Regions from separate parts of the Homo sapiens genome. Here regions 1 and 2 are each linked to region 3. Evidence: read pairs that join two places in POLR2A ChIA-PET (ENCODE). Cell type or tissue: MCF 10A. All regions are shown on one strand. Links, peaks and the distances in the headings refer to the core of each region. The heading gives the core; the rest is flanking DNA. Region 1 overlaps FBXW7 (F-box and WD repeat domain containing 7). Region 2 overlaps FBXW7 (F-box and WD repeat domain containing 7). Region 3 has its middle 79 kb from the start of FBXW7-AS1.

Region 1 (5,943 bases), core at 944-5,943, 69 kb before region 3:
CCTCAGAAGCAAAATATTTTAGAAAGAATCATAGAGCATGATGTAGGTACTCTATAGGTGATTATTCCCTTCATGGTAGTTATAGTCAAGTAGGAAGCATTGATGGTTAGTCCAGTTAATAAAGGTTTGAGGTAAAGATCCAGGGTGCTTGGTTTGTCATCCTGCTTTTGACCTCTGTAGGGCTTGGATTAATCAGTGAAATCTTCATTCTTAAGTATTTGCATACATAAAGTGGAATTAATCTGTGCCTTCCCTTCTTCCATATAATCATTTTTTAAATGATCTTTTAAAAATTGTGATAACATGTATGTAATTTATCAGTTTAACCATTTTTATATGTACAGTTCAGTGGCATTAAGTACATTCACATTGTTTTGCAACTACCATCTGTGTTCAGATTCACTACCATCTGTGTTCAGAACTTCATCATCTTCACATGAAACTCCATGCCCCCTGTTCTAACTCCCCATTATTCCTCTCCACAGCCTCTGGCAACCACCCTTTTACTTTCTGTCTCTATGAGTTTGACTACTCTAGGTACCTCATATAAGTGAAATCATACAATATTTTTCCTTTTGTAATCAGCTTATTTCACTTAGCATAATGTCTTCAAGGTTCATCCATGTCATAGCATGTGTCAGAATTTCCTTTATTCCATTGTGTATATGTATCTAATGCTACATTTTGTTTATCCATCTTTCGATGGACCCTTGGATTGCTTGCACGTTTTAGTTACTGTGAATAATCCTGCTATGAGCATGGGTGTACAGATGACTGTTTGAGACTCTGCTTTTAATTGTTTTGGTTATGTATCCAGAAGTGGAATTGCTAGATCATATGTTAATTCTGTGTTTGTTTTGGGGAACCACCAGACTATTTTCCACAGCAGCTGCACCATTTGCACAAGCATTCCAATTTCCTCACATCTTCACCAACATATTTTAGAATCATTTTGAGAAATGAAATAGTGAATACAAAAATATGCCATATAGAATGTAAACTTTACATTATTGCTACATACTGTGATAACAGTATTGGAAATTTGACAATGTCTTGCATTTCAGTGGTTTTGAGCAGAGAGATGGAATACTCTTTATAAAGATGGAATACTTTATAAAATGTATAACTGTTATTATTGGTGAAGGCAATTTACTCTTGAACTGTAACACTTTAGGGATTGATGAACCATTGCACATCAAGAGAAGAAAAGTAATAAAACCAGGTTTCATACACAGTCCATGGAAAAGTGCATACATCAGACAGCACAGAATTGATACTAACTGGAGGCGAGGAGAACTCAAATCTCCTAAGGTAACTGAACTCTGCACAATGTAACAGAAACCGTTAATCAGTGTTAGTACCTAGTGTACTATTTCACTTGGCAAACTGTATAATATGACACTCCTCTTCTGTAGAAAGAAAACCGTATATTTTAAAATAACTGAAAGTATTAACTGACAATATTCTTTTATTGCTAATTTCTCTAATCTGACAACTAATTGTGCTTGAATAAAAGATAAGTTAAATTGAGTATCTTTTTATCTTACGTAAATGAAAATCTCTCAATATCCTATTGAATTTTACTGTGTCATACACATTCTACCTAAGAATTTGCTGCCTCCTCTGATCACATACTCCAAACATGATTTTTTGAGGAGTGTCTGTGTTTTGGATTTGGTGACTTTTGTGTGTCTTATTTTTACAAATTGAAGCATAATTCTGGTTTTCTGTCTAATAACATTTCAAATACATAAAGAATGGTAAAAACACTTGAAATTATTGGGCGTATTTTTACAACTGGAAAAAACCAATTTGGGGAGACATTGTTATACTAATATGTATATATTATGATTTTTTTTGTTTTAAGAATGCTAATAATTGTTACTCTTTGTGGTTAATAGATGCTTATTTTGTTCTTGTGTGTCAAAGTTGTAAAAATTAGAGGCATATTCTTCTGGTTTGAACAGATGGAATAGATTATTGTCAAATACATTGGTGTTTGAACCATCTTTATGAGGTCTTGATGCAGTAAAACTTTAATAGTTGATGTTTTGAGTATAAATAATAGACTATGGAAACAATAAAATGTTTAATTCTGGATTCGTCAGCCAGGAAAAATAATGCTTTATATAAATTTAAATTCTAGAGATAGACTACAAATTACTGTTCCTGTTTATGCCTTCATTTTTCTCTTCACCAGTATTTTAAAGAACATAATTTAATTAACATATTTCTAATCTGCACATCTTTCTTATAGGTGCTGAAAGGACATGATGATCATGTGATCACATGCTTACAGTTTTGTGGTAACCGAATAGTTAGTGGTTCTGATGACAACACTTTAAAAGTTTGGTCAGCAGTCACAGGCAAAGTAAGTTTACTCTTCCTACACTTCACAAAGTCATAATTTTGTGTATATCATTGCAAGTAGCAACTGGAAAAAAGAAAACAATAATTCATTTTTGATTCTTAGTTATTTGGATAGCAAATATCAGAGCTCATAACTTAGCTTTTTTCCCCATATTTATGAAAGCCAATGGCATGAGGATAGTGATGCTTCTCATGATAGAGGTTTCATTAATTTTTTTTCATTTACATAGTTTGTCTATCTTTGTGACAGATACTTTAACATTTTCAAGGGTGCTTTATGTTTTTCTTGGCTCAATTTTTCCCCACTTTTATTTACTATCTAAGTTATACCTCATTACTTTGTAATGTTTTTCAAAAGTATGGTTGAGGGATATTTATTTTTCCTTATAAACTGCTTTGTTGATAACCTACCTGTAGTTTAGAACTTAATAAATCATGTTAATTTATACTTATCTCAAACCCTTGTGAGATGAGAGTGGACAAGGCATTTAAATGTTAAGTTTGAAGAAAAAGCCCAAGCAATCAGCTTGACTGTGTACCATATCATACCTTAATGATTCTCTAGTGAATATTTATTTTTATCTGTCCAGTAGAGAATATTTTCATGAATTAAGTAATTGCCACCTAAAAAATAACAGAAGAGAGTATGAAAACAAAAAAAAATCCATGTCTTTTAAAATGTCTTTTACCATGTTGCTTCTTGGCAAGTATCTTATAAATATTCCAAGTCAGATGTTAAAATTTTTTAAAGCAGCTTTATATTTCCATAGTGTAATATTAGTTTGGGATTTATTACAGGGCTTTAATGTCTGTCTTTACTTGTCTAGAAGTAGCTTCACTGGCTCCTAACTACTGCCCTGGGGCAGATTCAGATGAAATGTGGTATGTAGCCACACCCAATACTGTTGGCATACTTTCATTGAATCTATTCCCATGGAAGAAACCCAGTTGCAATTTCAGTATTATTTCATCAAAGAGGCCAGGCCAGAGCTATCATAACTGCTTTCATGTCGTGTTTCCTTTTTATTATATCATGTTTTATATCATATGTTTGCTTTCTACATACTACATACACAATTGCTTGTGCTTATATAAATTTATAATGCTTTTGAATAAACAAAACAATAAATAGTGATGGGATCATTTTATACGGATGTAATATTTTCTGAAGAGCCAAACAAATTAAATAAGTAACTTTACTCCAAATTTTAATGAGCTATTAAATTTTATTTAAATCACTTTTCCTTTCTACCCAAAAGTAATCATCTTAAGTGTTTTTCCAGTGTCTGAGAACATTAGTGGGACATACAGGTGGAGTATGGTCATCACAAATGAGAGACAACATCATCATTAGTGGATCTACAGATCGGACACTCAAAGTGTGGAATGCAGAGACTGGAGAATGTATACACACCTTATATGGGCATACTTCCACTGTGCGTTGTATGCATCTTCATGAAAAAAGGTAAGGGAAAATCTTGTCATGGTTGGGACTTCTTCCTCTATTATTGGTGAATTTGGGCCCTTTCTGTGTAGAGTTACTGAAATAGTGACAGTGTGCTCTTAAATTAGATTTAATTATTACACTTCAGATGTTTCTATTCTAGGAAAGCCATAGCGTTTTGTCTTAAAATTGGTGATTGTCTGTAAATTTCCTTTCTCATTTGCTAGTGTTGTCAGCTTCCTGTTTGAAACTCTCTACTCTCTAATCTCTAATCCTTTTTGTTGTTCTGTATCTTTGATGACTCATCATATTCAAGCAGAAATCATGTTTTCTCTCTCTTTTTTTGATATTCTTATTTCCGCAAGTGGGACAAATTCAGGCTTCAAGCGTCTGAGCCTTTTTAAATTACCTACCCACCTTACACCCACCCTATCTCTAAGTCTAGGCAAAAGCTGAGGCCTGTGGGTAATTTGTTCTCTCATTCTGAACTATTGTCACAGCTTTCTAACTTGGTTATCTTATGTTTTATACAGCTGACATATAGTCCTTTTATAATTATGATAGTGTCACTGCCCAGTTCTTAAGTCTTTTTGAGCCTACTGTTGACTAACGAATTAAGGAAGAAATCCTCGATCCAGTTTTCAAAATGGTTTCTGCCAAACTGGACTTTTTGACTTTCTCTTCTCAGTGCCTTTGCTGTTGCTTTTATCTCCTCCTGTAAAGCCCTCCTATTAAAATCCTATCTTTCTATTATCGTCATCATACCCCTGTTAAACAAGTGTGATTTCTACCTCATTTGTCAAAAAAGGTCTCTCTGAAAGGTCCTTACAGTGAATCCATGGCAGTCTTTACCTTTAATTCTGTCTATCGCATCTTCTTTATTAAGAACAATTACATTAAGCAGATTTCACACCAGATTTGTAATATGTGAAAAGGAGTACCTTTTCAATTGTCATTTACCTCTACTTTGAACAGTGTGCTATACTGTTAAAATTTGGGGGATGAGTATCAAGAGACCTTGTATTCCAGTTTCCATTATGTTCTCTCAACATTAGGTTCTCAATTAAAGGGTTCTCTCAACCCTTTAATTATCTACTTTTTTAAAATATGGAAACTGTGGTATTTCTTTATCTCTTCAGAATGACATAAGGATACCTGAGTTTTCAGCTTTGTTTTGTAATCCAAAAGTGATTACAGTATTTGTATATTGCTCTGGTTTTCAGAAGAGTATAGCGCTGATGTTGAACCAAATGTTTAAGGGATAGCCATTGTTTTTAAAGATGTACATATCTTTTAAAATCTTTATCTCTTAATATTTTTATAGCCTATTGCATATTTATAAATCTAATCATTAAAAGCATAAGCAGCCTGTGTTTGAGGACATGTCTAAAACTGGTTAATTTTTACTGGAATGTATAGTGTAAACACAAATCTGCAGCTGTTTAAATTCCAAATTCTGACTTGTTTTGTTGTATAAACTTTATTGAATTTTTTACCTAATCACAAGGGAATATATGCATTCATAATTGAAATTTTGGAAAATGGCAAAGAACATAAAGAAAATTTAAATTCTTTAAACCACTACCACCTAGAGTTCTCCCATTAACATTTTATACATATGCCCACATTAACATTTTATTTCTAAAATCAAAATCTTATTGTATATATTTAGAGGCAGCTTCTGCTGCTTTTTAAAAAATACAGTACAGTGGTTTTCAAACTCAGTCCCACAGAACCTTAAGGTGCTGAACCTAAGGTCCCCAGGTCAGGGAACCAAGCATGCAGCATTCTAGGCTTCCCAACTTCCCATTCCCTTATTATGTTTATATACCAAGGTTTTACATAGGATTTCTTTTGAAAATGGTTGTTGCTGTGTAAAAAAAAAAAAAAAAAAGCTAAAAAACCTTGACTAAATCTACCATGTTTTCTCATATTATTAAAAATTCTAAACGTGGGTTTTTTTGTTTTGTTTTGTTTTTCTGTTTCTCCCTCTGCAGAGTTGTTAGCGGTTCTCGAGATGCCACTCTTAGGGTTTGGGATATTGAGACAGGCCAGTGTTTACATGTTTTGATGGGTCATGTTGCAGCAGTCCGCTGTGTTCAATATGATGGCAGGAGGGTTGTTAGTGG
Region 2 (11,752 bases), core at 2,824-7,823, 89 kb before region 3:
TAGTGCCTCCTGTTTACTCCAGATTAAATTAGCAAATAAAAGTAAGCCTCTCCAGCCAGCACAGTGTTTGCTCTTTTGGGGATAAAATAGCCTTTTGGCCAAACTTTACACACTTAGGTAGTACTAGTTTGTTAATCTTACAAAGATATTCTTATGATTAGTAAGAATTGATGAAGTGTATGGCAATTTCCCTGAAAATTACTATGTTTTAAAGGATTGAAATGGAAAAGCATAGGCAATGTTTTTATTAAATCAATACCAAAATACGCAGTTTGAAATATAACTTAGATTACATAATTTCTGCAAATGCTGTCGGCTCCAAACCAGTTTACTTTATTGTCAGTCAACCCCAGAGTATATTAATTTCTCTTTTCGGGATTGCCTGTTTTGTACCATCCAAGCTACTTGAAAAATCTGATTAGTCTGTGCCAGGACTACGGTAGGATGACAGTGAAAATAGCATGCTTTGCCTCAGTTCAGGGGGACCGTATGAAAATATATCCTATTTTCAAAATGTTTCTGAAAAGACTTATTTGTGGAAATGTTCCTTGCTATTTAAAACTCTTCAAAAATGCAGGTTTTACAAAATACAAAAATAACCTCTTGAAAGTTTGAAAGGGGAGAGGGGGCTGTCGTGTGGGGGCGGTCTCTGCTGCCCACATCCTCCCTCTGTTCAGTGCGTTGTGTTCTTACGGGTTCCCTGGAGCGGATCACCATATAATTGATGTGCAGTCTGCATTGCTGAATCCTGGACTGCACCATTCTGTGTTCAAGGGAAGATGTAATCTGATCCCTCTGCTGCTGAGGGAGGAATCTGTTCAGTCAAGGCTTTGACAGGGCATAGTCTCCTCCAATAATCTTCTCCGTTCTCTCTCATTATTCCCTCGAGTTCTTCTCAGTCAAGCTGCATGTATGTATGTGTGTCCCGAGAAGCGGTTTGATACTGAGCTGCATTTGCCTTTACTGTGGAGTTTTGTTGCCGGTTCTGCTCCCTAATCTTCCTTTTCTGACGTGCCTGAGCATGTCCACATTAGAATCTGTGACATACCTACCTGAAAAAGGTTTATATTGTCAGAGACTGCCAAGCAGCCGGACACACGGGGGCACAGAATCACTGAAGGGGAAAAATACAGAAAATATGGGTTTCTACGGCACATTAAAAATGATTTTTTACAAAGTAAGTAAGCTGTTTTCTTCCTATGCTATGTGATTGTGTGTGTATGCCTGCCTGAGAAGGAAAATCTGTATCATCAGAGATGGCTGCAGTATCCTCTAATTTTGGTGGGTGGCTGGATGTCTGGTATTCTGTTTTATATCATGAATGTAAGCAAATAACGGAAAGACTGTGAGCTGGAAAAAGCTTTAAATTTAAGATAAAATGTATATTTTAATCTGAGAATTTTTCACTAAAAATACATTGAGACTTTAGAAATGTGGCTCTGTTAAATGCTGACCTGGAAATACTCTATCCTTAGTTGGCTTTTAGTGAACCTTTTGCCTTCAATTTTTCTATACCTTGTATACAGTTTTTCTTTTTTCATTAGTTGACTCTTTAAAAGTATAGAATCATGAGACTATTTGGGATTTATATTTAAAGAGATCATGTTTACTTTCTGTACCCCTCAAAAATTGCAGAATTAATTTTTGGTTCTGAAGTCAGTATTTTCAGTAAACAGTACAGTATTTAAAAGACTTCTATAGTCATACAGAAGGTGCTTTCCTTTATAAAATATTTTTAAAATAAAATCCTTTCTCAGTGGTTTCCTTGATACACATTTTGGGGCATGTTTATTCATTGAAGGATTTCTAAGATGGAAATAAAGTTTGCTTTTAGTGGCAAATGGTATTTGCACCAATGTTTTTTACAAGGTATCCTGGGAAGTTCTGAAAGCCAGTATTACAAACTTAATTAGAATAAATATCAAAGTTTCTCCTAATTATGAAGATAAGAATTTGTGGAAGTTATCAAAAAACTAGATTTTAACATAGTCTGTACTGACTGACCTTCCTGATGGATTCATTTGCATGTATGTTTATATATATATGTGTGTATCTATAAATTATATACACGGAAACACGTGGCTACCTATATACTTCAGCTTTTATATTTATATTTGCTTTTTAATAAAATTATTTGGAGAAAGAAAATAATGGTTTCTGAGAGGAATCACTTTAAAACAATGTAATGAGTATATAAACTTCTAAAGGGAAGAAACCAGCCAGATCAATTCCATTTCTTTCCAGTAGGTATGGCATGAACTAAGGTATAAATTGTAGGTGAGCTTGTTGTACCCTCACCTCTAGCCCCTAATGTCGTAAGATCATCCTAGTATTTTAGAAAACTCTTCGTGATGACAAAAACATGGTCTTTATTATTCAGTGTGGCTCTAAAACATTTTAAGTCTCTTTAGTATTTATATTGTATCATGCTATGTTATGATGTTCCCATGTAAGGCAAGAGGTAGGAAAATAAGGCTGCTGCAAAGCAAGGATTTTTACCTACTTATAAACATGAGGATAGCTCTCTATCACTTTGGAGTGTTTTTCCTCCTATAACTTGCAGTAATACAGTGATTAATTAGTGGACACAAATCTTAAAAAGGGGTTGTTGAAATGGAAAAAGTCAAATCTTACCAGATTTTATTTTCTAGTTTTAAAATATACATATAGTCAAATGAGAATATTTCAATATTGATGTTGACAAGAAACAATTCTGAATATATTTATAGTATAACATGGCATAATGAAACACCTTAAAATGTAGATTTTGGATACACCTTATAGAAGAGGCATAACTGATTCTTTTAAAACCTTTCTGTTGTTGCTTTTCAAATTAGAATATTTTGTCCTGAGTATCTGTCAATAGAGCTATATTCTGTATATATATCAATTGACAACTTTCCCCTCAGCGTTATTATACTATCTCCAGATTTCTCTTATTATTGATTTACTTTTTAAAACTGTCCTTATTGCCCATATTAATTGCTTTATGCCTTATCACTATTCAAGATTATTTATACTGCTCTTTACCCTCTTATAATGGTATGAGTGTTTAAAATTGAGTTTGTTACTTTCATAATTATTTCTGATTTTACAATTTTGAATTTTATCTTTATTAAAAACATGTTTTTAAAGAAAAATGATTCACGAGGAAGGCACGTTAAATATGATTATTTTCTGTGTGGATTAACTTGAGATTTTTCCCTATGTTGGTTATTAAATTGGAAAACATGAAAGATATATTATCTCAAGGAATATATATATATAATGAATATCAGTTTTCAAATCATCACACACTGTTCTTCTGGATAAAATATTAGGGGGGAAAATTCACCTTTCCATTCCATTCAGAGTAAAACAAAGTAGAACAAATAGAAGAAACTATGAAACATTTATTTTATATATTTAATTAACATTGTAGGCATATGAAAATTTAAGAATTTAAAATATTAACCATGCTGACTCAAGATTTGATAGTTAGACGATTTTTAAAAAACATATCTTGTTTGTTTTACCTTATAGATGAAAAGAAAGTTGGACCATGGTTCTGAGGTCCGCTCTTTTTCTTTGGGAAAGAAACCATGCAAAGTCTCAGAATATACAAGGTAATATTAAATATAATGATTATCTCATGATTCTCAGTTTTTTAGAGTTGATTCTGAAAGTGTTTTAGTTTATTCTTGTAGAATAATAATGTTACTAGTACGGTTGACTGTTTAACACATTTTGAGATTACCGGAAATTGAGAACTATATCATTTTAAATAAGAGGAATGCCACCTTAGTTTATGTTTTGTTACTAATACATTTTGAAGTAGGACACAAGCAGAAATTATCTTGTGAACAAAAATTTAAAATTACAATTTTTAAGGAATTCTAAAAAGTAAACCATAAAATATGAATATGAGCCCCTGTGTCTTGTTACTATAGGAACAGCTGTTCTAGGGTAGACATTTATGTATGGAAATTTGAAGATACATTTATTAGCAGTGAAGTAAAACAATTACTAACTCAATCTTATTTCATGAAATTAATGTGTTAGAAATTTTCTTTTATGGGCTTGGTAGGTCTTAAGTTTTTAACACATACATTTCTTTTCTATACCAGTAGAATAGTTTCCATAACAATGAAACATAATTGTAATCTTTTTCTACTTCAGTCCCCATTATTTTTGGATTTTACATCAGTATAAAACTTTTCCCACTCTCACAGTTATTAGGCTAACTTAAGCACAATGTCTATTGCCCAGCCAATTAAAAGTGGCTTTGAATGTCACTTGGAATGTCGTATTTTAAAATTTAAATGACAGAAGTATCTTAGAGCTTTTTTTTTTGGTCTTTAAAACAGAATTTTTTGTATAATTGCCAGTTTTTAAAATAAGTGATTGAAAGTTAACAGTAGAAACCATAAGAACTTCATGGTTATGACATTTCTTCCTTTCTCTCAAAATATTTCAATTTAGTTATTTTTATTCTATAAGATGCACTAAAATTAACATTGCTCAGATATAATTTTTTTATTGAACATTGTTGCAGATTGTGCCTCTTACAGAGAAATAGCTTGTTTTTATTTCAGTTGTAAAAAATATTTCTTTCAAATGCTGCTTTATGAAATTTGAAAATCATCATAATTGGAATAGTCTTACATTCAAAAAGTGAAGAGATAACACAGAAAAGAAAAATAAAGCTATCTCTTATTCAGGAGCTGCTTTTCGGTGTGATTTTTCTTATGTTAACTGTCCCCCTTCCTGTTACTCTTTGCCTTTTGACAGTTTTACTGTGTTTTGGCACTTCCACCAGAGGGTGTGGAGGGATAGAGAGACAAGTGAAACTATTCACTTCATTTTGCTTTTCCCTTCTAGTCATGATAAAGTATTTCTTGGATGAGAAATTTGCATTTAATGTTAAACTAACTGTTAATGCTATTTTTTAAATGTATCAGTCTTCTATTAATATGGCTGATACCAGGACAAAGGTATTACATTGTTCACTTGTTTTTAAGGCAGCTTAGAATAAATGAGTGCTGAATTTTTATTACAGAACACATTTTAGTAAAATTTGTCTTTAGTTGCTCACTTTTTATATTGACAAAGCAACTGAAAAGGCAGAAGTTTTATTTTTAGCCTGTTAATATATAATTTTATTAAAGCAAAATTAGACCAAACAGCATATTTATTTCCATGTTTTTCTGGAGACTCTCGGTTAGGAAGGTATATATTTGGTATTTTGTGATATTTTTGACAGATTTGCTAATAAGATAAAACTATGATTTTTCCATCAAAAATTTGTTATAAACATATCCTATTTTATTTTGGAGGAAAAGAAAATAGAACTTACCTTTGAATTTGAAAGAAGAAAAGATAGATTTAATTGCTGAATGTTAAAGATTGTCTTCGATTTATACTATTAGAGGATTTAAAGGGAGTAGATAAGAAGACTTTTCTGTAAAATCTGGTGACTGAGATACATTTTTTAACAAAATAATGCTGGATAGAAAAAAACAGCTGGAGGAGTTGTTTCATTAGTAATTTATCAGAGTTTGATTGTTAACTATTACGATGCAATTTGTAAGTGTTCTTTGAATTTAAAATAATTAATCAACATAGCTCAATGAATTGAGTGAGAATTTCTTTTCAAATATAATTTTGTTAAACCAGACCTTCCTGCTGCTTTTTTTCCAAGGTCTTTAAAATGGATACCCAATATTTACCTTGAGTTTAGTTTAATTACATGCAGAAATTAGAAAGGAAAGTTTAATACGTTAGTAATATAGTTATATATTCTTTCTGCTATTAATTGGTCATTTTTAGGGTAGTTAGTTTTAGAGAGATCATCTAGTCGTCCTCATTTTACTAGTGGCAGAATTGAATTTCAAGTTTGTTTGAGACAGTTAAATCTCAAAATTTAAATTATTGTATAAAAATGTTTAGATGATCTTATTTAGTTTTGCATATAAGTTCTTAATACTTACCTGTTTTGAATAAATGTATTTCTAATCAAGACTGAGTCCTGTCAACTATTCAGACCAAACTTTATAAATAGCAGTAAAAAATTAGAAATATTATAGACAATTTTGAAGGCATCTGAGGCAAACTTAAGGAATAATGTGATTCTTGAAATTCAAAACATTTGAACATAGTATTTCTATGTCTGAGTTTTTTAAAGCTTTAATAAAGTATCACAACCCTTTTTATAAAGAAAATTTAAACTTTACTTATGTCACCAAAGACCAGTCATAGGAGAAGTGGGACTTGTATGTTCTAAGGAAATATTTTAACTTTATTTGTATATATTAACAACTTGCAGTTTTGTCATGGAGATTCTGTTATTTGGTTGCAATTAGCATTTCTGGGATAATAACAGGCGTTATATAGGAGGGAGGAAACTTACTGTAAGAATAGCAAATAGGTTTTGTGTACCTGTGATCTCTGGGAAGAAAGGTAATTAATTGATGTTTGAAATATGCCAGATCATCATTCTTTGTACTAGAATCTATTATTAATAAGTATCTATCTTTGCTTTCACTTTTGTTTTTTTCCTTTTATCCTTTCTCTCTCTCTTTTTTTTTTTTTTGTAGTACCACTGGGCTTGTACCATGTTCAGCAACACCAACAACTTTTGGGGACCTCAGAGCAGCCAATGGCCAAGGGCAACAACGACGCCGAATTACATCTGTCCAGCCACCTACAGGCCTCCAGGAATGGCTAAAAATGTTTCAGGTGACATATCTAAACATAGTACTTGAAATGCCTCACTTAATTGCTGCAAAATAAGGGATTATTCATCCGTAAAAAAAGAAGGAAACACTGTTACATAGTATACTGTGGATGAATTTTGAAATCATTCTGCCAAGTGAAAGAAGCCAGACACAAAAGGCCACATGTTGATTCTCTTTATATGAAATGTCCAGAATAGGCAAATCCATAGAGACAGAAAGTAGATTAATGGTTGCCTGACAATGAGGGGAGGAGAAGGACTAACTGCCAGTAGGTACAGATTGTCCTTTTGGGGTGATGGAAGTGTTCTGGAATTGGATAGTAGCGATGGTTGCACAGCAAGGTGAATATACTGGGAAGCACTGAAGTATATACTTGAAAATGGTGAATGTTATGTGCTGTTTATTTCAATTTAAAAATGCTATTAAAAACAAGGGAACTCAATTTTTGAATGTCATAATTGAGAAAGTCCAATACTTATTTGTGTAACTGTGCACTGACATTTTTTTTATTGCTTTTTAAATAATAAGACCTTCCTTCATCTTCTCCTTTGTTTGAATTTCTGGGTTGTCTAGTTTTCTAAACTGCATTGCTTGTAAGTTAGGCATTTAAGAGTAATTTAAGAACCATTCTAGCTAGAGTTAATACAGCTTCTTTTCTTCAGTGCCATGCTTGTATATGGCTTACCATGCTTGAATCCTGATTACTATATTTTAATAGTATTTATATTCTTTGGATGTGTACAGGGAAGATTGGTTACAACCAAACCCTGAATATTATGAACTTTATAACCTAAGATAGTGATATTACATTGATTTATCTCTTCTTCCAGTAAGATAATGCATATACATCAAGTGTTTAGCAAAATACATGGCAAGGATTAAGTACTTACTCAATTATTTGTTGCAAATAATAAATAATATAAATTATGTAAAGTAAAAAATATCTGATATTAGCCTCCATAGTAATGTAAAAAGAATATACTACCCTACCTCTGGCTGCTTGAATGGTTAGGTATTTAATCAATGCATAAGGCAATAATCGTTGGTAAAGATGATACTTTACTTGACTTTTAGTGTTTCAGATTTTTAAGGTGTTCACTTTGTAAACCCTAATATTTTAAATACCTAGATGAATATGAGATAAATGTGTCTATTTTTTTCTTCTGTAGGTAGAAAACTAACTTGGAGCAGTATTGCTTTTAAATGGTTTTTTAAAATTGTTTTCTACCCTTCAGGTGATTTCTGCAAAACTAGGATAACCTTTTTTTGGTTGGTAACTGAAAGATTTAAGCCTTGCTCTCAACAGGGATTAGTTTTTCCCCGCGTTGAGACAAAAGTGTCTCAAGACATTTTTCATTTTTATAACTGAGGGGATGGGGCGCAGGACACTGCTGGCATCTAGTAAGTAGAGGCAATACAAAGGACGATCTCCATGCCAAAGAATTATCCAGCCCAAAATGTCAATGGTACTAAAGAATCTGGGTTAGAGGAATGAAAGTTAGATTTTATTGTTATTAAAATGTTATAAGCCACTGTAATTACAAAGAATTTTTTTTAAGTTTTCATTTTCATAGTCATTTGTTGATTAAACTTACCTTTTCCCCAGGGATTATTCCTACCCTTCCTCCTGAGTTATTTTGCCTCTGGTTCATGATGGTTTGTAAAATGTTAATTAATTTTTATTTTTTCCTATGCACACCCTCAGAATTCTAAATTTTTAATTTTGTCCCATCCTTTTAAAAGGAAATTTATCCGTCAATAAGAGGCGAAAATAAAACTCGGACACTTGTATAGCCTTAAAAAAATAATTTAAAGATTTTTATCATCTCTGATTAAGCCAAAGAGGTAGGAATATGGTTGTATGTTGCCATGCTAACACATGCATGTAGTGTGAACAGCATATATCATTCTGATTTCATATCACATGATTTCACTGATTTCATATCATTTTTATAAGAAAATACCAACATGATTGAAAATTACACTATTAGCAATAGTTTTATCATCATTGTAGATAACCTCCAAAATGCTTATTTTATATGAAAAGGCTTATTTCTTTTCAGAAGGTAGTTCAGAGTAAGATTTACTTTTTCTGTGGTAGGGCTCATTTTTTCCAACGTTTTGGAATACCTGAATATTCTTTGCTTGCTATCTAGGATATTTCTCAATTTTAAAGGGACTCTGTAGTATTGATCTATAGGAAGAGGCATTTCAGCTTTATTTTAGTCAGGATATTTTAGAGAGTTCATTGTACACCGTTTGCTTGTTTAGCTAGCTTATGCTTTTTAAATAAAATGTCCAAATGTTACCGCATGCTGTATTTCATCAAATCTGAGACACCATAGTTTTTTTAGATGCATTCCAATTTCGGAAATGTTAATGTGAAAAAAAAAAAAACTGTATTCAATAAGCTAAAGAATGTTAGAATAGCTTTTGGTCCTGTAAAAGGAGTAGGTGCAGTGAAGAAAACATGTTCTTAGTTAACAGGAATAGCATGTGGAATTACCCCTGCAGGTATAGTATTATATACATTTTTTTCAGATAAATATTCTGTAGCAAAGAAATCTGTAGCAACAAAAGGTCAACTGGACAGGTAGATCAGGACCTTCATCTTTTGAGTACCATGTCTGTCTCTGACACACCCAAGGCCTCATTGTTGTACACTGCCCTTTATTTTCAGGGCTGGTCCCAGAGTAACTAGAAATGATTCACTTGCCTAAAGGCTTACTGTGCTTTAATGTCTAACTTGTAGAGATATAATTTCATAATAAAGTGGGGAGTCATGAGTTGACCTATGTGAGAGAGTTGAGGGATAATTAAACTGGCATGTTTTCTACAAATATACTGTGGGGGCATTTCATGATGACTTTTCTGTTGCATAATAAGCAGTATGGGAGAGCTTGTCCCCTTACTGTTCTGCTATTGCTCCTAAGGCAGTGATACAGCATTGCTTTGGTCCAGTTCCATCTATTCTGACAAAGTACTCTGTATTCTGTTTATAAATTGAGTATGAACAAATGATATTCCATTTTGCATAAAAGAGGACTGAAACAGAATGCCACTAGAAAATAGAAGTGCAAATTAAAGACAAAAACCAAAAAAAAAAATAGAAAGTTTATACCATTTGAATTTTCAGTAGCCATTGATCCACTTTGTATGGCAGTCAGATTGATGCTTCAGTTAATTTAGGGAAGCGAGTTGGTCATTTTTTTGGCTTGTTTATATCATTCAGGTGCTAATAAATGGTTTTTCACTTAAACTTTTCAGACTGGGTAAAGACATTAATTACATGAACATTATCTTATATTGAAATTTGTATTCAGAAGCATCTTGAGAATAGCACAAATGACATAGAAGGACAAGTTCTTAGTTCAAATTTTGACATTGTCTCTTAAAAACAATAATTTCATTAATATATAACCATTCTTGCCTTTATTTTCACGCTCTATAAAACACATAACATTAAAAAGTTGTCAAAGGGGAAAAAACATGTACATCTGCTTAAAGTTATACTTGGAAATATATTGGAGACTCAATAAATGTTAGTTTCTTCCCTTGGTCAAGAAATAATCTTAGTGGACCTCAGAAATTTTCTCAGATCTAAAAAGGGACCGTTAACACTAGCTTCACAGTATTGCTATGAGGATCAAAGATAAAGTGATATGGAAGAACTTTAACCTTACACAGATGCCATTAGCTTTACATTATTTTAATTAAAGCATATTGGAATTAAGCTATTTATGTACTTTGAAAAGATGTTATACTAAAAATATTTTTAAATGATAAGTATAAAATACATGTGTTTTGATATTAAAAATGGAGAAAAAACTTCTCCATTGGAAGATTTAATTAGGTTTCATGGGAACACTTAGAAATTGTACATGTTCTCAAATCTACTTTATTTACATCTTATTTGCTAATCAACAAAAGATTAAAACCTACAGGATAGTGCCAAAATTGAATTTATTATTACTTTGAAATTGTATTTGGGACACAGTGATTTAAAAACCTTGTTTTGTGTGAAAGACTTGAAGAAAGTCATGTATTTAGCTAGAGAAGACCAGGAGAAAATGTGATGTCTGTTTTTAACATTTTAACGACTTTTGTATAAAAGTAGGAAAAGATTCATTCTTGGTTTCTTCAGAAAGTAAAACCTGAATTATGTTCTTTGAGTCAGATTTTGGCATTAAGTTAAACTTAGCAATTAGAACTGGTCCACAGTAGAATGGGAGATAATAAGTTACTCGAATCCTGGAACTGTTCAAACAGACTGGATAACCATGTGCTAGAGGTGCTAGAGAAGTGAGTTCTTTACCACATGAAATTCAGGTGCAGTACTACCCAAGGTCATAAAACAGTCTATCTAATTGAGACACTAAAGATCATCCAGACCAGTGGTTCCCAAATGCTGCTTTGTGAGTCATCTACATCAACACTGGATGAGTTGCTTGTTTAAAAAATAAAATGTCTTCAGCCACTGAATCAGACTATCTGCTGGCGGGTTTTAGAACTCAGTAATTCTTGCTGTCCTTGATCGGCATTTGGGAACCACTGGCCTGGACCAAGCCTCTCACTGTGTAGGTGGGTTCTCTGAGACTCAGACTCATTAAGAGACTTCCATGTTGTTCTACAGTGAGTTTCCTGGTGAAGCCCAGGCTCTTGATTGCAGTTTAGTGCTCCTTCTACTCTTCTCTACTACCTCTGTGCCCTAATTTACCTGAAATAAAACACCACTTCCATGGGGAATTTTCAAATTTGCATTTGCAATTTTGTCCTTAAATTAAAATTTGCTTCTGAACCTGGAATGTTTTTCCTCTCCCTTTCAATGTGTTCCAACATGGCTACCATGAAAGGCCAAAGGAAGTACTTTTTTTTTTTCTCTTTTCTGAGACAACCACTTTTCAAGTAGCAGTAAAATAATAATTAAAAGAATTATCCAACACTCTGCTTTTGCAGATAAACTAAGGCCTGAAGAGGTTAAATTGTAACCTAATTACAACGACAGTATCTCCTAAAATTATTTCCTGATCCCCAAT
Region 3 (11,752 bases), core at 2,536-7,535:
GACTTTCCACTTTCCAATGAAGAGAAAACCTTTCCCATCAAAAGAGAGAATGGGCCAGGCATGGTGGTGGCCCCTGTAGTCCCAGCTACTCATGAGGCTGAGGCAGGAAAATCGCGGGAGTCCAGGAGGTCTGGGCTGTAGTGCGTTATGCAGATCAAGTGTCCACATTGAGTCAAGCATCAAACATGGTGACTTCCTGGGAGCAGGGCACCAGCATGTTGCCTAAGGAGGGGTGAACCAGTTAAGGTAAGAAACAGAGCAGGTGAAAACTCCTGTGGTGATGAGTGGTGGGATTGCGGCTATGAATAGCTACTACACTTCTGCCTGGGCAATATAGTAAGATTCCTCTCCGAGAGAGAGAGAGAGAGAGTATTTGAGGTGGAAAGTCAAGTAGATAAGAAAATATCCAGGAATGCTGTGTATCACATTTTGGGTTGAAGAATTCCTATATCTGTTGTCCCTTTGAGCATGAGACTATTGTCAATGCCTTTGACTATTGGCAATGGGAAATGTATAGCCTGTGATGTCTCCATTGCAAGAGAATCTATGAGCTGCCCTGGACAGCTCTTGTAAATCAACAATTGGAAAATGGACTAGGTTAGCTCAGGATTTCCATTTTGGAGCTATTAGCGACTACTACAGCCTCCAACCATATGACTTCCACAATGCCAGATTAAACATTTATTGAATGAATATGTAAATCAATGAACTGTGTAATTGGAAAAATGAAGGAAAGCTTCGATGAGACCTGAGGCTACAAAATCCCTCTAAGTACCACTATCCACATTCTGTAAGTTTTGACATGTAATATTATCATTAAAGTTCATAATGATTTCATTACAGTTGCATTATTATTTTATGTTAACATATGAATAACCTAGAGATATGCTTTTAATTTTAAGATAAATGTTTTTTTTTTTTTTTTTTTTTTTTGAGACGGAGTCTCGCTCTGTCGCCCAGGCCGGACTGCGGACTGCAGTGGCGCAATCTCGGCTCATTGCAAGCTCCGCTTCCCGGGTTCACGCCATTCTCCTGCCTCAGCCTCCCGAGTAGCTGGGACTACAGGCGCCCGCCACCGCGCCCGGCTAATTTTTTGTATTAAGATAAATGTTTTTAAAAGTTTATCTTTCTATCATTTATTTTTCAGCTAATTGCATTTAGTTATAGAATATGGTCTGTGTATATACAGATTCTTTGAAATATGTTGAGACTTGTTTCTTGCCCTCTATTATGAGGTCAGTTTTACTCATATTTGCATGTTTCACTTATGTTCTACAATGAATTTCATACATATGGTTTTTGATCCTTCTTTTGGTTTTAGGGCTCTGTATGTGTCCATTAATCAAGCCGTGCTGTTAATTGTGTTGTCAAATCTTCTATATCTGTATTGATTTTTTGTCTGCTTGCTATATCAGTTTCACAGAGAAACTCCCACTATGTTTGTGGATTGGTCAGTTATTCCTTGTAATTCTACCAAATTTGATTTGTATATTTGATGCTATGTTACTAGTTTGGGCAAGATTCAAGTGATCTCTTCCTAGTGAATTTAATATTTTTATCATTATTTAGTGACTTACTAATATTTAAAAAGCTTAAAGTTGATTTTATCTATATTAATATAAATATATATTATTTGGGGGGTTAATATTTCCATAATATGCTTTTTAAATAGGTGACTTTCAATCTTTCCACTTCTTATATTTTAGATGTCTCTTATAAATAGCATATAGCTGGATGTTAGAATTTGACAATCTGTAACTGTTAACTTTAGTCCATTTACATTTATTGTGATTGTTCATGTATTTTAACTTATTTATACCATCTTGTGCTATTTACTTGACTTTTTAATACTTTTTTCTTTGTTTCTTGTCTTTTTGAGATTGAAATTTTTTTATATAATTATAGGGAAAAGTAATTTTCCCCATTACTTTTTGGAAAAGATAAACTCGATTTTCTTTTTTTTATTGGTTACCCTTTAAAGTTTAATTGTACTTAACAAAGCCTAAAGTTACTTAGTATCTCTACTCTTTTCATAAACTTTTAGCACATTTAAGTCTGACTACCCCTCCCATCTTATATGTTATTTTTGACTGCTTTAAAAAAAATCTCTAAAATTATGCATTGTTATTGTAACTTCCTACAAGTATTCATTTAGATTTAGCTGCATATTTGCCTATTCTTAGCTTACATTTCTTCTTATTTTTTACTCCTCAGCTTTATTAAGGTATAATTGACAAATACAAATTGTATATATTTAAGGTATGCAATGTGATGTTTTGATATATGTATAAATTGTGAAATGATTACCACAATCAAGCTAATTAACATTTTCCTCACCTCACATAGTTGCCTTTGTGTATGTGTGTGTGGGGAATACTTAAGATGAGTCTTAGCAAATTTCAAGTATATAATACATCCTTTTTAACTATGGTCACCATACAGTACATTAGGGCTCCAGGACTTTTTCGAGCTTTCTTGCAACTGCAGGTTTATCCTTTTGGTCACATCTCCCCATTTCCCCCACCCTGCGGCCCCTGGTAACCATCCTTCTACTCTTTGTTTCTGTGATGTTGACTTTTTTAGATACCAAATATATGTGAGATTATACGACATTTATCTTTCTGTGTCTGGCTTAGCATTATGTCCTCCAGGTTCATCCGTGTTGTCACAAATAGCAAGATTCTTTTCTTTTTTAAGGCTGAATAACATTCCTCCTCTGTGTGTGTGTATCAATCACATCTTCTTTATCCATTTAGCTGGTGACAGACACATAGGTTTTTTTCCCATATTTTGGCTATTTTGAGTAATATTGCCATAGACATGGGAGTGTAGCTATCCCAAGCAAAGCTGCTGAACTATATGGTAGTTATATATTTAATTTTTTGAGGAAGCTACATACTGTTTTCTGTAATGGCTGTACCAATATACATTATTACCAATGGCGTGGAAGGGTTTCTCCATATTGTCACAACAGCTGTTATCTTTTGATGTTTTAAAAGACATCCTAACAGGTGTGAGCTGATATCTTATGGTGGTATTTATTTGCATTTCCCTGATGATTAGTGATGTTAAGCTTCTTTTTATATATACCTGTTGGCCATTTGTATGTCTTCTTTAGAAAAGTGTCAATTCAGATCCTTTGTTCACTGTTATCCCAGTTATTTGTGTGTGTGTGTGTGTGTGTCTGTGTGTTTGGGGTTTTTTTCTTTTCACTATTGAGTTGTATAGCTTCCTTATATATTTTGTATATTAACTTCTTTAATACATGGTTTACAAATATTTTCTTCTATTCCATAGATTGTGTTTTCAATTTGTCAATTGTTTTCTTTGTCGTGCAAAAACTTTTTAGTTTGATGTAGTTAACTTCATTTATTTTTGCTTTTGTTGCCTATGCTTTTTTTGGTCATATCCAAAAATATCATTGCCAAGACAAATGCCATAAACATTTTTCCCTATATTTCATCCTGGGAGTTTTACAGTTTCAGATCTTACGTTTAAGTCTTAGTCAATTTGGACTTTATTTGTATGTATGATGTAAGATAAGGATCAAACTATGGGTTTTTTTTTGTTTTTGTTTTTGTTTTTTTTGCTATGTAGAAAGTTGGTTTTCCCAATACCACTTATTGAAGAGACCATCCTTTACCCATTGTGCATTATTGGTGCCTTTGTTGAAGATTAGTTGACTGTATATGGATGGGTTTATTTCTGGGCTTTCTGTTCTATTCCATTGGTCTATGTATCTGTTTTTATGCCAGTACCATACTGTTTTGATTACTATAACTTTGTAACATAATTTGGAATCAGGAAGTGTGATGCTTCCAGCTTTGTTCTTCTTGCTCAAGATTTTAACTATGTAGGGTTTTCTGTGATTCCGTACAAATTTTAGGATTGTTTTTTCTATTTCTGTGAAAAATGTCACTGGAATTTTAATAGGAACTGAATTGAATCTATAGATCAATTTGGGTAATATGGGCAATTTAATTTAACAATATTAATTTTTTCAATCCATGAACATGGATATTATTCCATTTACCATGTCTTCAATTTCTTTCATCAGTGTTTTATCATTTTCAGTGTACATGTCTTTAGCCTTCTTGGTTAAATTTATTTCTAAGTATTTTATTCTTTTTGATGCTTTGGCTTATTTTTCATCTTGCATCTTAGTTTTTCCCTCTGAGATAATTTTCCTTCTTCCAAAAGAATATTTTTAAAAATTCTCTTTATCATAGTTTGTTGGTGATAAACTCTTTGAGTTTTTGTATATCTGATGGAATTTGATATATCTTGGAGTGGAGTTGGCAGGATTTTCTGATGACTGGAACAGAGGAGGATAATGAGGGAAAGAGGGCAGCCAAGAGGGTGTATAACAGAGAACTAACCCACAACAGGCATATAAGAGACATGGATAACTCAATTATGAGTAATGAGAGGTAACGTGGCTAAGTATTACTCACCTACAGTCAGTGCCTGCCAACAGATGTGCAGGCTCAAGGATCAAATCCTGAGTCCTGAAGACCTTTATAAAAAATTCCAGGCATGTTCATTCATGCAGTAACTCATACTTTGAACTTACTAAATGTACTATTCATTCATTTGTTTTTTTATTTAATTTTTTTTATTTAAACATTTTAAAGCATTGATTATGTGCTAGGTATGTTAGGTGATGAGGATATGAGATTGAGCAAATCCTTATGTGGACTCTGCCCTTGGGGATCATACAGCCTGTGGGAGGGATAAATAGTAATCAAGTACTCAAACACACAAATGTAAATTTGTGACTATGATAAGTGTGAAGAAAGACGTCTGGTGCTCTGAGAACCTAGAAGGAAAGGTTTGACTGTTGGGGAGGTCCAGGTCCAGGTAGGCTTCTCTGAGGAAGAAAATTTTGAGCTGAGAGCTGAGGGATGAAGAAGAGTAAGACTAGGCAAAAAGTGGGGGAAAGAGCTTTCCAGGATGAGGATATGGCAGGTGCAAAGGCCCTGTGGCAGGGGGAGGGGCATGGGGAAGAGAGAAAAGGGCATCACTGTGGCTAGAGTAGACAGAGGAAGGAGAGGGGTGCAGGTGGAGTCTGGAATGATAAGATTGGGGCTGACTCAGCTCCTAATGGTCCATGGCAGGGGGATTTCCTTATCCGGGGAACAATGGGAATAACTGACAGGTTTTAGATGAAGGGTGGATCCAGGTCAGCTTTGCTGTGTTTTGGAGAGAAACAATACAAGCTTCCTAGCTTTTTCTCCTGCACTTGGCTGACTCAGAGGACTGTAGAGTGACTGACTTTTTCCAAACAGCAACTCTCCGCCTTTGTGGGAGTGAAGTCCGGGCATGTCCACTCAAGGAGCCCTGCTGGAGGTGCTCACAAAACCTTCAACACAGATGAAAACGAATGGTGGGAGGCCTTCTGGGACAGGCACTGGAACTGTGGGTTTCCTCCTCTGTGCTTTAAGCCAAACTCTCAGAAATGTGTTCTAAGTGCCTCCAGGAAGCAAAGGTATAATTAATTAAGAACAGCCGAAAAGGCCTCATAAACCTTTTGATCTCATGCTGCTGGAGCCTCATCCTCCCAGGCAGGAATGAGAAGCTGCAGCAGGAGAGGGTGGGGCCAGGGCTGCTCAGCGCCTCTGCCTTCTGTGACCTTCTCTCCTGATGGGGCGTCCCCTCCACTCTATCCCCTCTGCCTCAGAGTCCTTGGAACCCTCAAGGGGGCCCAGGAGCCCCAGATGGGGCAAAGGAAGAGCAGTCAGTGAAATGCAGGAACAGGAAGGAAGGGCAGGCGGGGGGCGGGCGGGGGGCACCCTGTTGGGGGAGGGTCTGAGGAGATTTCCCGGGCTGGTTCTGGGCTTCACTCTGCATCTAACCAGCTGTGTGACCTCGGGCAGATGGCCTACCCTCTCTGCTGGCCTGTGTGTCCTCATCTGAAAATCAGAGATTTCCCAAGGGTGCCTACAGACCTGGGGATGTGGTTAGAGGTTGGGTGGCTGTGGGTAAAGATGGATTCAACTTCCTGGGGAGGATCAATCTTACTAGAAGATTTTTAGGAAACACTTATTTTTATATTAAAACAAATACTGACATTTTGACTCAGAATGCAAATTTTGCACTTAAAGAATATAATAAGCAATTTCAAAAAAATGGGTTAATGTTCTTTCCCCGACTGCTCAGGACACTTAAGTGGGAAGGTGGAACGCCACGGACGAGATGCACTCAAAGATGCCCTCCAGCTCCTTAGCATTGTGATTCTTTGGTTCTATAATGAAGATCAAGGAGAAGTAGGATTATGGAATTTGTGGACAATAAAAGGATTTAGGCAGCCCTTTTAGGTTTTAGGAAAGGATATTAATGTGGGTGGTGAGAAAATGGGGTTGGTGGGCATTCAGCTGTGCCCAGCATTCTCCCATGCTCTGCCTGTGAAACCTCCTGTTCCTCTCCCAGGAAAGCCCTTGTCTTTCCTGCCTACCTAGCTTGGCTTCTCCTTTGTGTCCCCTCCTAGGCAATGCTTTGTCACTTCCTTCTTCCTTCCTGCCCCAGCCCGCTAGAATGTTGACTTAGGCACTGCCTGCCCTCCATCTTTCCATAGAATCCCGTGCATAGCTCAAATTTTGCACTCACTGATCTGTATTGTATTACTGTTTTCTTGCCTCATCGTGTTAATCTGCTTAATCCTTCATATTGTTCAGAGAATGTGAGCAATGTATTAGCATGGTGAACAAGCCCTTCATGACATTCCCTTGCCCACCTCCCCCACTTGGTGTCTCTGAACGCTGATGCTTGGTGTGGATTTTTGGCATGCCTGCTGACTCGCAGTTCCTCAAAAGTGGCATGCTGTCTCTAGTCTCTGTTCCTGTTTCCCAGAATGCTGTTTTCTGGAATACTGTTTTATCTTTGCTCACATGAAGAATTTCGCTTTATCTTTCAAGGCTCAGCTCAGTTGCCACCCCTGGGAGAAGTGTTTCCTGGCCTCTCATGCTTTCCTCATGTAGACTTCATGCTCCTCAGGAACACCTCGACATCAGCACCTGCCTCCCTTCTAAGGTCATATGTCTGCATGTCTTCCGAGGAGCTCATGGAAAACCATGAGTATGGGCCCTGTACATAGCACAGTGTAAGCCCACACCTGTGAATAGCAGCTGCATGAATAAATGCATAGATGAGAGAAAAGAAGAGGGGGCATTAAAATCACACTACACTTCCACAAATGCCCCCTCCCCCTCCACACTAGCACAAGCACAGAGGTGTCATTCTGGGTTCTCAAGGAGGTAAATAAAGCCCCACGTAGGCATGCACTAATTCATTTCATCATTCAGTCATCTTTTACTCACTGAATGGAACACCTACTACCCATTTATTAACTTATTCAAAACTACTTGCGCTGTTGTAGCTGCTGAGAATTCAGCCTGAGAAAAACAGGCAAAGCCCCTGTCTTTAAGAACCTTATATTCTAGTGGGAAGAAACAGACAATAAAGGAAATATTTACTGCGTCAAATTTTGATCTATGTTTTGTGAAGGAAGAAAGAGCAAGGCCAGTGGTCAGATCGTGTAGGGCATTTTAGGTCATTGTAATGTGTTACTCTGCATGAGCAGAGGGGTGACTGACTTGATCTCATTTATAGTTTAAAAGGCTCACTGTGTCTGCTGTGTTGAGCGCAGCTTCTGAGCGGGAAGCGGTGGAAGCAGGAGACCCGCAGGGAGGCGGCTTCCTCCGGAGGACAGGGGATGGCATCTCACATCGGGGTGCTGGCAGTGAAGCCAGTGGAAAGTGGTAAGATTCTCAATATATTTGGAGGAACAGCCAACAGTCTTTGCTAATGGAGAGGATATAGGGTATATGAGAGAAAAAAAGACAAAGACGACTCCAAGGATTTTGTCCTGGATAACAGGGAGGATGCAGTGTCCATTCACTGACAGGGGCAGGACTCTGGGAGGGGCAGATCAGTGGGGAAGACCAGGAGTTGAGCTTGGACTATTCAGTTTGAGGTGCTCATTAGCCATGTACGTGATAGTATGGAATAGGCAGTTGGAGATATAAGTATGGAGGTTAGTGGAAGAGGTCCAAGCTGGGGATGAGAGTCTGGTGTCACTTACATGCTGGTGTGTGAGAAGGCCTTGAGACTGCTGGAAGCCACCTAGGGAGTGGTGACACAGAAGAGAAGCCACGTCCTGAGCCTTATGGCACTCCAATGGCAGGATGATGGGGAAGTAAGGAGGAACCAGCAAAGAAGACTGAGAAGCAGCAGCCAGTGATGTCGCAGAAGAAGAGAGGTCATAAGCAGGGACTGGAAAGAAGAGAAATGCCAGGATGAAGTAGGAGGGGCCCTGACAGGTATCAATAAATAAAAAGCAAAAGTAAAAGGTAAAATCACGGGGACTTGAAGTTTATGACAACTTTCTAGGAAGCTTTTCTATTTGTTTTAGGCCTATTTAGTACAATTAGCAGAGACAGCTGAGATTTTTAAAAATTTATTTTTACTCATAGAGGAAAAGAGGAAGAGAGGAATATAAAATTTATTTTTACTACTATTTATTTTACTATTTGACCATTTTTACTGCTATTTTCACTCACTCAAATATGGTTCCCCAAATAAAGTCTTTGCAGCAAAAAGAAAACTCACTTCAAAAGTATCATTCCAGGAATGTCAAATTGCCCAGAAAACCATCAGTTTGTGTATGCTGGCCAGAGGAGATCAAAGACGATCTAACAGAAGCTCCAGGGATGGTAAACAACTACCTTCAAGATTTTTTAAATGACTAAACACTGTCCAGATTTGTTATAGAAAGTGTTTGAGGTTGTGCTAGGGCCTAGCTCTCCAGAGTTCACCTCTTCTCTCTGAAGCTTCCCCCTGCTCTGGGTGGGTGAGACTTCCTGCTGGGAGTTGCCTGGGTTCTGGCCACAGACCAAAGCCTTTCTCTAAGACTGAGTCAAGTGGCACTTCCTGTCAATACTCAATCTGTCTGCAAGCTGCACGGAATGTCAACGCTCAATTCGAGCTCATCTAGACCAACACTGTCCAATACATATCATGTTGTGTATCCTGTCCAAATATACAGCTAGTGGCAAATGCAAGCCACATATGTAATTTAAAATTTCCAGTAGCCACATTTTAAAAAGTAAAAGATGATACAGGGTACAGGAGGGAGAAATTAGAATTATTTTTATTATTATTGCTTCTCGGCCTTTTGGCTAAGATCAATTGTAGAATTATTTTTATTAGAAGGTACTCACACCACCTGTGAAGTGATATAGTGCTATTTGAAAATGGATTTGGATTAGTTGTAAATGTATATTGCAAATTCTAGGCAACCATTAAAAAAAGTAAAAAATAAAAAGGTAAAAAGGAAAAAGTAAAAAGAACCACTAAAAAAGGAGAGAAAATGGAATCATATAAAATGTTCAACTTAAATGAAAAAAAGGCAGAAAAGATTGGAAGGCAAAAATAGGAAAAAAAAAACTAAGGGCAACAAATAGAAAACAGTAACAAATATGGAACATATTAACCCAACTATATCAATAATCACTTTGAATGTCAACCATCTAAATAAACCAATTAAAGGACAGAGATGGTCAGAGTCAATCAAAAAACAAGACCCAACAATATATTGTCTACAAAAAACCCACTTTAAATATAAAGACAAATCAGTTAAAAATAAATGGATGGAGAAAAATATATCATGTTACCACTAATCAAAAGAGCATAAATAGCTATGCTCATTTCAGACAGAGCACACTTCAAAGTAAGAAAAGTTATCAGGGATAAAGAAGGGCAATGATAAAGAGGCCAATTCTCCAGGAAGATACAATAATCTTTAATGTATATGTAACAGAGTGTCAAGCTACCTGAAGCAAAAACAGAGAGTGACAAGGAGGTATTGCTGACTCCACTACCATAATTGGAGACTTCAATATCCCTCTATCGGAAATGGACAGATCGATATAGTTTAACTCAGCAACACCATCAATCAATTGAATATAATTGGCATGTATCTATCTCATCAAACAGTAGCAGAATGCACATTCTTCTCAAGTTCACATGGAACATTCACCACGATAAACCACATTCTGGGCTGTAAAACACACCTTAACAAATCAATAGAGAATAGAAATCACGTAATATCTGCTCACAGACCACAATGAAATTAAACTAGAAATTAGAAAGATAGCTGAAAAATCCCAAAATATATGAAGATTAATCAACACACTTCTAAAGAATATGAGTTAAATCTCAAGAGAAATTGTAAAATATTTTGAACTAAATGAAAATAAAAACACAACTTATCAAAATTTGTGGGATACAGCAAAAGCAATGCTTAGAGGGAAATGTGTAACATTGAATGCATATATTAGAAAATAAGAAAGATCTAAAATCAATCATCTACGTTTCCACTTTCAGAAACCAGAAAAAGGAGAGAAAATTAAACTTGAAGTAAGCAGAAAAAAAAACAAACAAACAAGAATTAGACCAGAAATCAATGAAATTTAAATCAACAGAGAAAAATCAACAAAACCAGTTGCTGATTTTTGAAAAGATGAATAAAATCAGTAAACCTCTAGCCAGGCTAACTGAGAAAAAAAGAGAAAGGACACAAATTGCTAGTATCAGAAATGAAAGAGGGGACACTTAAAGGATAATAAAGAAATATATGAACAACTCTATGCACATGATTTGATAATCTAGATGAAATGTACCAATTCCTTGAAAGGAACAAACTGCCAAAACTCACATAAGAAGAAATTGCCAATCTGAATAGGCCTATATCTATTAAAAAGATTGAATTAATAATTAATAATAGAATAGAAAGCACCAGGCCCAGATGGGTTAACTGGTGAATTCTACCAAACATTTAAGAACTTAATGCTAAACGACGAGTTAATGGGTGCAGCACACCAACATGGCACATGTATACATATGTAACAAACCTGCACGTTGTGCACATGTACCCTAAAACTTAAAGTATAATAATAATAAAATTAAAAAAGAAAGAAAAAAAGAAAAAAAAAAAGAAAGACATTATACCAATTCTTCACAATATCTTTCAGAAAATAGAAGTAGAGGGAATACTTTCTAATTGATTCTATGAGGCCAGAATCACCCTAACACTGAGAAAGACATGACACAGAAAGAAAATTACAGATCAATATCTCTCACGAACATAGATGCAAAAATCCCCACAAAATATTAGCATATCAAATCCAATAATGTATAAAAAGAACTATACATCACAACCAAGTGGGATTCGTCCCAGGAATGCAAGGCTGGCCCAACACTGGAAAATCAATCACTATAATCCATCACATCAACAGGTTGAAAAATAGAAAGCACATAATCATCTTAGCAGCAGAAAAAGCATATGACAAAATCCAACACCGATTCATGATGAAAATTCTCAGTAAACGGGGAATAGAGAGTGACTTCCTCTACTTGATAAATAGTAGATTTAAAAGATAGTCTTTTTCACAAATGATGTTGGAACAACAGGACATTCACATTTAAAAAACTGAATCCAAGCACACACCTAAAACCCTTCACAAAAATTAATACAAAATGGATCATAGGTCTAAATGTAAAGTACAAAATTATAAAACTCCTAGAAGAAGATAAAATAGGAGAAAACCTAGATGACCTTGTGCATGGCAATTACTTTTTGATACAATATAACACTAAAAGTAAGATGCATGAAATAAATAATTCATAAGCTGGACTGTATTAAAATGAAAAACCTCTGTGAAAAACTTCATTGTGAAACACAATACCAAGAGAA

The links. Peaks named below come from ENCODE experiments on the same cell type or tissue, not always from the same donor. Only the 100,000 strongest peaks of a DNase experiment are listed, where the experiment ranks them.
Region 1: POLR2A ChIA-PET joins it to region 3 with 16 read pairs; 5 of 35 experiments call an interaction of 5 or more read pairs at or near these places.
Region 2: POLR2A ChIA-PET joins it to region 3 with 10 read pairs; 2 of 35 experiments call an interaction of 5 or more read pairs at or near these places.

The regions. Positions count from the first base shown.
Region 1 is chr4:152,326,100-152,332,042 of GRCh38, reverse strand. FBXW7 (F-box and WD repeat domain containing 7) reads left to right here. Exons shown (of 14, transcript NM_001349798.2): 9 at 1,175-1,311; 10 at 2,258-2,371; 11 at 3,654-3,835; 12 at 5,812-5,943. Among named protein-coding and RNA genes, the nearest start is that of FBXW7-AS1, 8.6 kb to the left of the region's middle. In MCF 10A, for the core only: no CTCF peak of the experiment used is centred there; a DNase peak (open chromatin) is centred at 3,242.
Region 2 is chr4:152,341,895-152,353,646 of GRCh38, reverse strand. FBXW7 (F-box and WD repeat domain containing 7) reads left to right here. Exons shown (of 14, transcript NM_001349798.2): 5 at 3,523-3,605; 6 at 6,576-6,717. Among named protein-coding and RNA genes, the nearest start is that of FBXW7-AS1, 10 kb to the right of the region's middle. In MCF 10A, for the core only: a CTCF peak has its summit at 4,783 (motif pointing right); a DNase peak (open chromatin) is centred at 4,796.
Region 3 is chr4:152,252,747-152,264,498 of GRCh38, reverse strand. It overlaps the pseudogene RN7SL446P. Among named protein-coding and RNA genes, the nearest start is that of FBXW7-AS1, 79 kb to the left of the region's middle. In MCF 10A, for the core only: no CTCF peak of the experiment used is centred there; DNase peaks (open chromatin) are centred at 4,468 and 5,268.